Regions from separate parts of the Homo sapiens genome. Here region 2 is linked to region 1. A link is an interaction called in ENCODE POLR2A ChIA-PET data of the cell type or tissue named here. Cell type or tissue: A673. All regions are shown on one strand. Region 1 overlaps LOC105371459 (a long non-coding RNA gene). Region 2 has its middle 3.6 kb from the start of ETV3L.

What was found. Peaks named below come from ENCODE experiments on the same cell type or tissue, not always from the same donor. Only the 100,000 strongest peaks of a DNase experiment are listed, where the experiment ranks them.
Region 2: POLR2A ChIA-PET joins it to region 1 with 7 read pairs; 2 of 35 experiments call an interaction of 5 or more read pairs at or near these places.

The regions. Positions count from the first base shown.
Region 1 is chr1:157,980,110-157,985,109 of GRCh38, forward strand. LOC105371459 (a long non-coding RNA gene) reads left to right here. Exons shown (of 3, transcript XR_922186.2): 2 at 3,126-3,228. Among named protein-coding and RNA genes, the nearest start is that of KIRREL1, 11 kb to the right of the region's middle. In A673, a CTCF peak has its summit at 2,352; DNase peaks (open chromatin) are centred at 1,518, 2,202 and 3,896; H3K27ac peaks cover 4,833 bases.
Region 2 is chr1:157,100,931-157,105,930 of GRCh38, forward strand. No RefSeq gene overlaps it. Among named protein-coding and RNA genes, the nearest start is that of ETV3L, 3.6 kb to the left of the region's middle. RefSeq lists an enhancer at 4,379-5,000. In A673, no CTCF peak of the experiment used is centred here; no DNase peak of the experiment used is centred here.

The DNA.
Region 1 (5,000 bases):
ATTAGATACATACTTGAAAATTTATTTTTAAAATGCGAAGAGGAATCATAACAAGTTGCAAATTAAAGAGTTGGCAAATCAAAAATCATTTAGAATCCAGAAAAATAACATAGTAATTTATATTAATTAACTGCCTAGCACATTTACATAGTATTTTTTTACTTTTTCTGGCAGCATGCTCTTTGATGGATTCTTCATAATGATTTTGTCATTTTTTTATAGAGAGAGCAGAAAGATAATTTAGTTTTCCTCTAGCATGTTTGATGAAAATTTTTATTATTATTATTATTGATAGTATGTAAAAATGTGTTTCAACGTTAAAATTTTGTGAGGCCGGGCGCGGTGGCTCACACCTGTAATCCCAGCACTTTGGGAGGCCAAGGCGGGCAGATCATGACGTCAGGAGTTCAAGTCCAACTTGGCGAACATGGTGAACCCCATCTCTACTAAAAATACAAAAAAAATTAGCCAGGTGTGATGACACACACCTGTAATCCCAGCTACTGGGGAGTCTGAGGCAGGAGTATCACTTGAACCCAGGAAGCAGAGGTTGCCATGAGCCAAGATCATGCCACTGCACTCCAGCCTGGGCGACAGAGCAAGACTCCATTTAGAGAAAAATAAATAAACAAATAAATAAAAATTGCTCTTGGTAATACCACATATAATTTTAGGGTAGGCCAGGAATGGTGGCTCACACCTGCAATCCCAGAATTTTGGGAGGCTGAGGCGGGAGGATCACTTGAGCCCAGTAGTTTAAGGCTGCAGTGAACTGTGATTGTGCCGCTGCGCTCTATCCTGGACAATAGCAAGACTCTGTTTCTATTAAGAAAAAAAGAAATTAGGATTGTCAGATTTGAAAAAGAAAGCTATGCAAATTTTTTTTCATAATAGAGCTGTAAGATTTCAGGACAGTTCAGTCTTTCTTTTGTAGTAACTAATCTTAAATACTTGTTATAAAGGATAATAGTCAGTCAGTTTGTCCTAGATGTAGTGGTCTATTATGAAGTTTATGAATGTTATTTTTATCAACCCACCAAGAAATTTAGAACTTTTTGCAGTGTATTCCTATGAATTACTCTTCTTCATTAATTGAATTATTAAACAATCCAAGATCTTATTAGAAATCTATCTCTTCCTCTTACTGCAGTATCTCTTTGAGGATAATCTGAGTTTTATGTTACAATTCACTTCTTAATGTCAGAATAATTTCTATCTAACAATTTTATATAAAAATCAATGGGGAACATTTTTGTATGGTATGTTTATAATTGTATATCCCACCTTATTAAACATATTCCTGAGGGGAAAAACTTCCATTTTGATAAAGCACCAGTGAGAACCCAATCCACTGCTTGCAATGTTACATGACTAGTGATTAGGAGAATTTTCCATGGACTGGCTTCTGGCTTCATACAGTTCAAATACTACTTCCAGGTCCAGGCACTAGAGGACATGTTCTTGCTACCATGACCCTCAGGTTCTGAATCTTTATGTCATGATGATACCTGAATCAGTCAGCTCAATGGCTGTAGGAATATTCCTGGAAGCCATTCCTATACCAGAAGTTAGCAACAACTATACATGCAGGTGATCATGGGCCACATCACATACCCCTTTAATCAAACCTAAATGTAGGCTGGGCGAAGTGGCTCAAGCCAGCATTTTGGGAGACCGAGATGGGTGGATCACTTGAGGTCAGGAATTCAAGACCAGCTTGGCCAACATGGTGAAACCCCGTCTCTACTAAAAATACAAAAATTAGCCAGGTATGGTGGCACACTCCTGTAATCCCAGCTACTTGGAGAATTGCTTGGAGAATCCCAGCTACAGGAGAATTGCTTGAACCTGGCAAGTGGAGGTTGCAGTGAGCCGAGATCGCACCATTGCACTCCAGCCTGGGCAACAAGAGCAAAACTCTGTCAAAGAAAGAAAGAAAGAAAGAAAGAGAGAGAGAGAGAGGGAGGAAGGAAGGAAGGAAGGAAGGAAGGAAGGAAGGAAGGAAGGAAGGAAGGAAGGAAGGAAGGAAGGAAGAAAAAAAACCTAAATGTATTTTCAACTCAATTTCCACTTAGGCAGACCCCCAAAACACCCATGGTTCCTTCCCCACCTAATATGAGGGGAGGGGGGGCAGAGAGAAAATTATAATGGAAAGAGACATCAGACTTAATGAACTGTAGTTACAATATCTTACTCTTGCATCTTTTATGCAGAACCACGTGAACATACTAGCAGGGTGCCTCCCAGGGCCTTAGGAGGGCCCTGAATGAGTGAGCTTCATTAACTTTATGATAAGTCTGCCTCCGGTTGTAGACTCCATAATTTCAAGGGCTGTAGAGGTCTCTCTAGTACACCTCCAAAATGCCTCCTTATCAAGTATAAGGGTGTCTATAATTACACTGTCAGAAATGTATTCCCTTGGTTACAGCATTGTGCCAATGCTAGCTCTCTTATAAAATACGCTTTGGTAGGGGGTATGAGGGGAGGCAGGATAGGGAGTTCCTCACATTTTAGTATGAATGCATTCACCAGGAGATGTTTAGAACTGTAGGAGAATTCTCACGGTTGTAGAATAAAGTATCAAGAAAGAGAGACCGTATCACCAAAGGCAAACTTTCTTTACTTCACATTTTGTGTGTAAAGTGGATGTGCTGCGTCCTACAGCCAAATATGGGATTACAAGTGGCCTATGTGAGGAGATAGAGTGAAAGAGAACCCATCTAGCATACAGCATTATTTTTAGTCACTTTTCAATTATGAGCAATAATAGAAAATAATTATTAATAGTATTAATAGCAATTTCTCAACAAAATCACTTTGCTTGGTAAGTATTTTGGATTTTATTGAGTGCTTTAAGCTGCGTGTTGGTGACTTAGTTCAGGCTGAATTGGAGAGACATAATTTTTCTAACTTCCTTTGGCTTGCTTCCCCCGCTGCCCTCTGTCCACACTGCCCAACCTCAGCTTAAGAGATCCTGACTCAGGGACCAGCCTAGCTGAACTCTCCCTACACCTACCCCATCCACCTTGGGTGATTTCCAGGCCACACTTTCCATGAGCTGAGCACTTGGTGATGTGTTTGTGAGAAGGAGAATCTCAGTCCACCTTGCTTCTCTCTCCATTTAGACTCTAAACAGAGGTAGGGGTAAAATCATCTAAGAAAATCCAGGGTCAGAGGAGTGGAGACTGAAGAGGAGAGCCCTTGTTGTGAGCAGCGAGCGGCTGGCAGGTGAGTGTTTATCTCTCTCTGAGCTGACTCTGAGCTTTCTTTTCCCTATGTAAATGAAGCAAGGGAGGTGAAGGCCCCCAGAATACAGACAGGGCCTGGGCTGCCTTTTTCATAGCAGTCATTCTCTGAAAAGTTTCTTCAAAAACTCCACTTTGATAACCCCAGTGCCTGAGCGAGCCGCATTGGAACTCTCTGTGAAGAGGCAGGCTCTCAGCTGGCTGTGTGCAGTGTCTTTGAGAAGAGAATACAAACCCTGGGATATTGGATAGAAATTAGGCTGTGGAACACACAGCCCAAGGTCTCCAGGAATAGAAGAAACATGATGGAGTTTGACACACTGGGTGAGCATCCTGTGGTCACATTCACATACTGTGTGCCTTTGGGCAAGCTGCTTAACCTCTCTCTGCCACAATTCCCCTATACAGAAGTGGGAATGATAATGCCTATCTTGTCATTGTGAAGATTGAAACTAATGCCCATAGCATGTTCAGCATAGTGTCAGACATGTTGGAGATGCTCAAGGAGGACTGGGTTGGCAGGAGGGACAGATATTTGGTTGAAAAAATGTGCCCTGAGCTTCCTCCCTGTGACAGGTCCTGAGCAAACCCTTAGGGAGGAACTAAGATGTGTGGGGAAGGCTTTCAAAGTTTAAGGAGGAAACAAGCTATGTAAATACATGACTGTAATAGTAAACAGGTGGCCTCCAGGAGTGGAGAGTCAGTGGCTTTGGAAAGAGAGAACTAAAAGTCATGCCCTCACATCAGGCAGCTCAGGGAGAATGTCGTGTCTGGGTTGGGACTTGAAGGAGGAGTTTTGACCAGAGATTATGGTAGAAAAATACATCACGTAAAGGGGAAAGCATGAACAAAGAAGTAAGGGAGTAAAAACCTGAAGACTTCAGAGAAGAACTAATACGTTGGAGATTAGGATCCATGTGACATACGTGAATAAAGCTGGAAGGTAACAAAGCTGTCCATGAAGCTAGAAGGTAAGTTAAGGCCAGAGGGTTTGCGTGTCTTGAATGCGCAGCTTAAACGTTCAGAATTCTCCAAAAAGCAAAGAACCATTGCACGTTGTTGAATACATATTTTGGAGGAATGGCTCCGCTTTTCAGAGTAGCCAAGTATCCCCAGAGCAGGTGCCTGGCCCAGCCATCCTGTTTCATCAGAAGAACAAGGAATGTGGCCACCACTGAACAGGGAAATGAGGGAGGGCAGGCAGGGAGAAGTACTAGTGAGTTACACCGTTATAAATACACTTTAGGGCTGTGTGAGTTGGCCATAAATCGCTGCACTGTGCTCAGGTGATGTCACCCGACGCTCGGCTGTATTTATAGCTTTGTTCACTGTTCCCTGGGATTTTTTTTCTTGGCACATTCGAGGTAATATGTGTCTCGCCCCCACACACTCATCCTGAACAACAGAAGATAAACTTTTATGCCACTTCTGCTCATCTTCTCCCAGCTCCTTGGAAGGATGATTTCCTGGACTTACCAAGTGCCTGCTTAGTTGGGAATATCCTCTTGCAGTTCAATTGCTAGCCCCCTGGCTTTGTACTCTGAAATGGAGCTCAGCCTCCTCTCTACTCCAGTAAATCCTTTGTGGAACTCAGAATCAGAAATATCTCCCTTTTTGCCAGGCACTCTGGTAACAACAGTGAACAACACCAGTACAGGCTCTACCTGCACAGGGCTTATGATCAAGCATGGAAAACAGACATTGAATACTTAATTAGAAGGGAGATGAATGTTACTAGTGGAAATAGAAGGTGCT
Region 2 (5,000 bases), 880 kb before region 1:
ATCCCATCGTAGCACAGGACATCGTACTCAAAGGTGCTTTATAGATATTTGTTGAATTGGTGAACCATGGACAGGAACCGGGAATCTTGTGGTTCTCCGCTGAGAAGGGTGGGGAGTTTATGGAATGAGCCCTAGTGAGATAGACTTGCCTGATATAGGAAAAGAGAACAAAATATCTAAGCTCTAAAGCCTTCTGGATGGAACAGAAAGCCTTCTGGATGGTGCAAAAGGCTGGTTTCCACTATAACTAATGGAAGATGAAACAATATGCAAAGGGACTGGGAGAGGCTGCCTTGGGGATGCAGCACATGGGAACTGCTCCTGGTGGGCCAGGGCATTGGGAGGTTCCTGGGCGCTTAGGACTGCCTGTGAACAGGGTTACGTGACCCGGGCCTGGCTCTCCATCTCTGGTGGAGTTAGTGTGCAGTAGTCTCAGTGAGAACTTATTAGGCTGTGAGGTCTGGAGGGCGTGTGAGGATTTGTCTGGAGGGCATGTGAGGATTTGTCTGGAGTTGCTTCCTCACTTTCCAGAGGAGGCTCAGACAGGGAAAATGACTTGACCAAAGACAGGTGGTGAGTTAGCTGCCCTGCCCCCTGACTCCTAATCCATAGCACTTTCTCATATACTGAGTTGCCTTAAGACTTAAAAAAAAAAAAAATCTATGTTGGTGATTTTCAGACTCTAATGCGAATAGGAATGATCTGAAGGTCTCTTTAAAATACGGATTCTGATTCAGTGGGATTTGGGGGACCTAAGACTCTGTACTTCTATTATTTATTTATTTATTTATTTATTTTTTGAGACAGAGTCTCACTCTGTCACCCAGGCTGCAGTGCAGTGGCATGATCTCAGCTCACTGCAACCTCCAGGTACAGGCAATTCTCCCACCTCAGCCTCCCAAGTAGCTAGGACTACAGGCACCCATCACCACGACTGGCTAATTTTTGTATTTTTAGTAGGAATGGGGTTTCATTATGTTGGCCAGGCTGGTCTCAAACTCCTGACCTTAAGTGATCCACCCGCCTTGGCCTCCCAAAATACTGGGATTACAGGCGTGAGCCACCGTGCCCAACCAAGACTCTGCACTTCTTTTTTTTTTTTTTTTTTTTTTTTGAGACAGAGTCTTGCTCTTTTGCCCAGGCGGGAGTGCAGTGGTGCAATCTCAGCTCACTGCAAGCTCCGCCTCCCGGGTTCACGCCATTCTCCTGCCTCAGCATCCCGAGTAGCTGGGACTACAGGCACCCGCCACCACACCCGGCTAATTTTTTGTATTTTTAGTAGAGATGGGGTTTCACTGTGTTAGCCAGGATGGTCTCGATCTCCTGACCTCGTGATCCACCTGCCTCGGCCTCCCAAAGTGCTGGGATTACAGGCGTGAGCCACCGCGCCCAGCTGACTCTGCACTTCTAACAAGCTCCTAGGTGATGCTGCTGCTGCTGGTCTGCAGACCATACTTTGAGCAGTGAGAACCCATAGAACCCATGGGATGCAGCAAAAAGAGGCTGTGGATATCAGAAAGTCAGGGAACCCTAGACACTTCAGGTTGTAAGAATCCTGGCACCTCCCACTCCTGGCACCAAATCATCTGGTCTCTCGCTCTCCGTTTCCCAGGGAATGCTCAGTGCCAGGGATGTAAACTGACAGACAGGCAGTTAGGGGTGGGAGCTTGGAGGCACACATTGTGGCCTGAACTGAGAGTGTCTCTGGAAATTAAGGTGAATAGGGCAGTGAGTAGATCCAAGCTCACCTGGAATCTGCATGAATAGGTTATCCTACTCATCCCTCTGTCTCTAAACTGGCAGCTGACATTCTGGAGTCTTCTCCCCTTTCCTCCCCTGAAGCAGATGCCCCCACTCCTCTTCCAACCTCCTTTCCTTCCCTGTCTACTTGGAAATTCCTCCTCAGTCAAACCTCAATCTGATTAGGATCTCTTCTGCTTCACCTTAGGAAAATGGGCTGGGAAATGGGGCAGGGTGCAGAGGTGAGTTTTGAGAGATTCCAAGGTACGACTGTTCTCTGGAGGAAGCTGATAGAATTTCCTATGGCTCCCCCTGGCACCTGCTGAGTCTGATGGTGTTTTCTGGTCTGAAGGATGTGAATGAAACCTTAGGGTAGATTTAGGATCTGGCAAGAAGAGAATAATAAACCCCACCACTGACCAGACACTCAGTGTGCTCTGCACTACTTTAAGCGATTGAAATAGACATATACTGAAACCTCACAGGAGGTAGCAGAGGGGTTGCATAACTTCCCTAAGGCCATACAGCTCTTAAATAAAAGAGGGGAAAGCAAGACCTTGAGTCAAGATTTATAGTGTTCGGCCATCTAGGTAGGCTCCCAACACCCCCTCCCCGACTCCCCCAAAAGAAAAAAAGCCTCAAAATACAAAACCAAAGTGGCATGAGTAGGCAAGGTCAAGTCTCCAAGCTTCCTGATGCCAGCAGTCTCCTCCCCAGCCTCTCCCGTGTCTGTGAGAGTCCCTGGTGGATCCTTAAGTCTCTGAGGAGCTTGCCAGCTCTGGGTGTGGAAATCCTTGCTGCTGACAAGTCCTGCCAAACGCCTTCCCTCCATCCTTCCTTTTCTACATGAGCCTCGGAGCTGACTGGGGAACACTCAGAAAACACCAGGTCTCAGTTCTGCCTTCATGTCCAAGAGCTGTTCTTGGCACTTAACCTTAACTCCATGCGCTTCACTTTAATCCATGCTCTGGTGGTGATGCTCCCAAGGCTGGGGGAGGTAGTCCCATTCCGTCCCCACCCCGCCCCTATCTTCCAGGCTCCCACTCCTCCCCTCTTGTGCTGTGGGCTAGACACACAAAGCTTGGGGAAGCTCTAACCATGGGTTCTGCACAGCCACTGATTCCCCAAGACCCCCTATGGCAAGATCTTAGAGGAGAATGAGTATTGAAAACCATAAATCAAAAAGGATCATAACCCAATCTCAAATGATCAAAGTGGCTTCTCTTAAGCACTTTGTGTTTCTTGAAGGGTTGTAGCAGCCAGCAATTAGTATTGTCATCACACCATCATTCTGATTACTAATAATATGATTAACCCCCTTGGCCAGTGTAAATGTTCATTACAACACATGTATGTTTTAGGTCATTACTTAATAAAAGCAATACAGATGCTGAAGATAACAGTAGAGAGTAAGCCTTAAGCTAGGGCTTGGAGCCAAAGGAAATGTCCAAAGCACAGGTCACCTTTTGAAGATTTTAGTTAATATGAATTGAGCCCCTATCATGCTCCCAGTATGGGGTTTAACATGTTTTCCTATGTTACTTCATTGACTCTTCACAATAACCCTTCGAGATGGGCATTATCTGTTTTGTATGCTAAGGAAATTGAGGCTCAAGATTAAGAGACTTGCATAATATCCTGGCCAAGTGGTGGAGCTGGATGGGAACAGGTCTGTCTGACTTCAGGCTCCAAGCTGTAATCAGTCAATCAGGGCAGAAAAGTTGAGGATGAAACTTCAGAGCAGAGAGGTGAGGCTGATGGGAGGCCCTGGGCCCTGAAGGAAGCACTTCTAGTCTAAACCCTCCATGTGGGCTCTTTGCTGGAAAAATTATCCACAGAGTCCCCAGAAAGCCAGAGGACAGCCAGCCAAATGGGCAGAGAGCAATACAGAAAGGATGAGAAAGACAAGAACCTACAGAATCTTAAAAAAAAAAAAAAAAAAAGTCAGAGTGTTCAAGACCAATGCCGCATGTATACAAAGTGGAAAGTTGCATCAAAAGTCCCTTTGTTGTTGGGGCCTTTTAAGGGGCTGAAGTGGATTGACTGCATAATCAGATTGATTGGACAAACCAAGTGTTTTCAGTGACTGCTTGATTGATTCAGTGGGAAAATGGGACTGTGTGTAAATACAAAGGCAGCGGGAAGAGATGGGCCATGTGAGTCAGCAAGAAAGAGAGTGAATCAGAGAGTATCAGAAAGAGAAAGAGTGATGCAGAAATCAAAAGCTGTGGACACAGGTGAGGTCCAGAATATGGCCCAGGGGATGGAAAGATCAGAGTGGAGAAACCAGCTTAGAGGAGCGACAGTGCAGGGAGAAACCCCTTGGAGACATTGCGTTGGTGACCTCCAGGGGGTATTTTGTGCTCGTCAGCCCTGAACAAACTGCATCCCCCACCCCTACACCAAATCCCCAATCTGATTAGAAGCTTCTGGTCTCTCCTCTTGATCTCAGCCCCAAGTGGAGAGTGGTTAGTCCTGAGACCTGCTTTAATGCTATTAGTTAAAGCTGCTTAGGTAGGAGAGCAAGAGGGGCTGGGGGCCTGGGAGGGTCAAAGCCAGTCGCCTTTTTCCTTGGAGAATTTGGGGGAAGGAGAGGGCTAGATACCCTTCCTTCATGTCCCCTTAACTTCTCTTTCCTTCTCCCCTGACCAAGGGATATGCTGGCAGTGACCCCAAGGGCATCTTTTCTCTCCCTGCCCAGGCAATAGAGAGGACCCCTTTTTGATGCTGGGTGCTGGGAATCAGCCAGACGAACCCTGTCTCCCTCCTGCAGCCTCAGCTCTTCCTTCTATCTCCACAGCTGGGAGAGCCTCCCCGAGTGGGGTCCAGCAGCAGTCCTGCTTCTCCTTCTCTTTCCTCAGTCCTCAACGCCCCTCCAGGCTCCCTCTCGACTGCTGTCACTGCCCAGTCCCCTCATACAGCCTCAGATCTCTGCCCAGCCCCTCCTCTTAGTCCCCCTGTCCCTTGCAGATGCCTCCAACTCTTGTCTCTTGGGTCCCTGGGGGCCGTGGGATTTAAAAGTTTTGTGTAACTCCGTGGAGCAGAAATCCAAACCCAGACACTCCCATCCCCTGCCCCTCAGACCTGTCACGATGGGCAGCTGAAGGTCGGGGGAAGGTCATCCCCTGACACACCTTCAGGGACCCAGGGGCTCGGGAAGGGACGAGGGTGTCTGGAGACCAGCTTCCAGCTCCGCACCCATCCCTCTGCCTGTCAGGCCCCGGCCGGTCTCCACTTCTCTCTGTTTGACCGGTTTATCT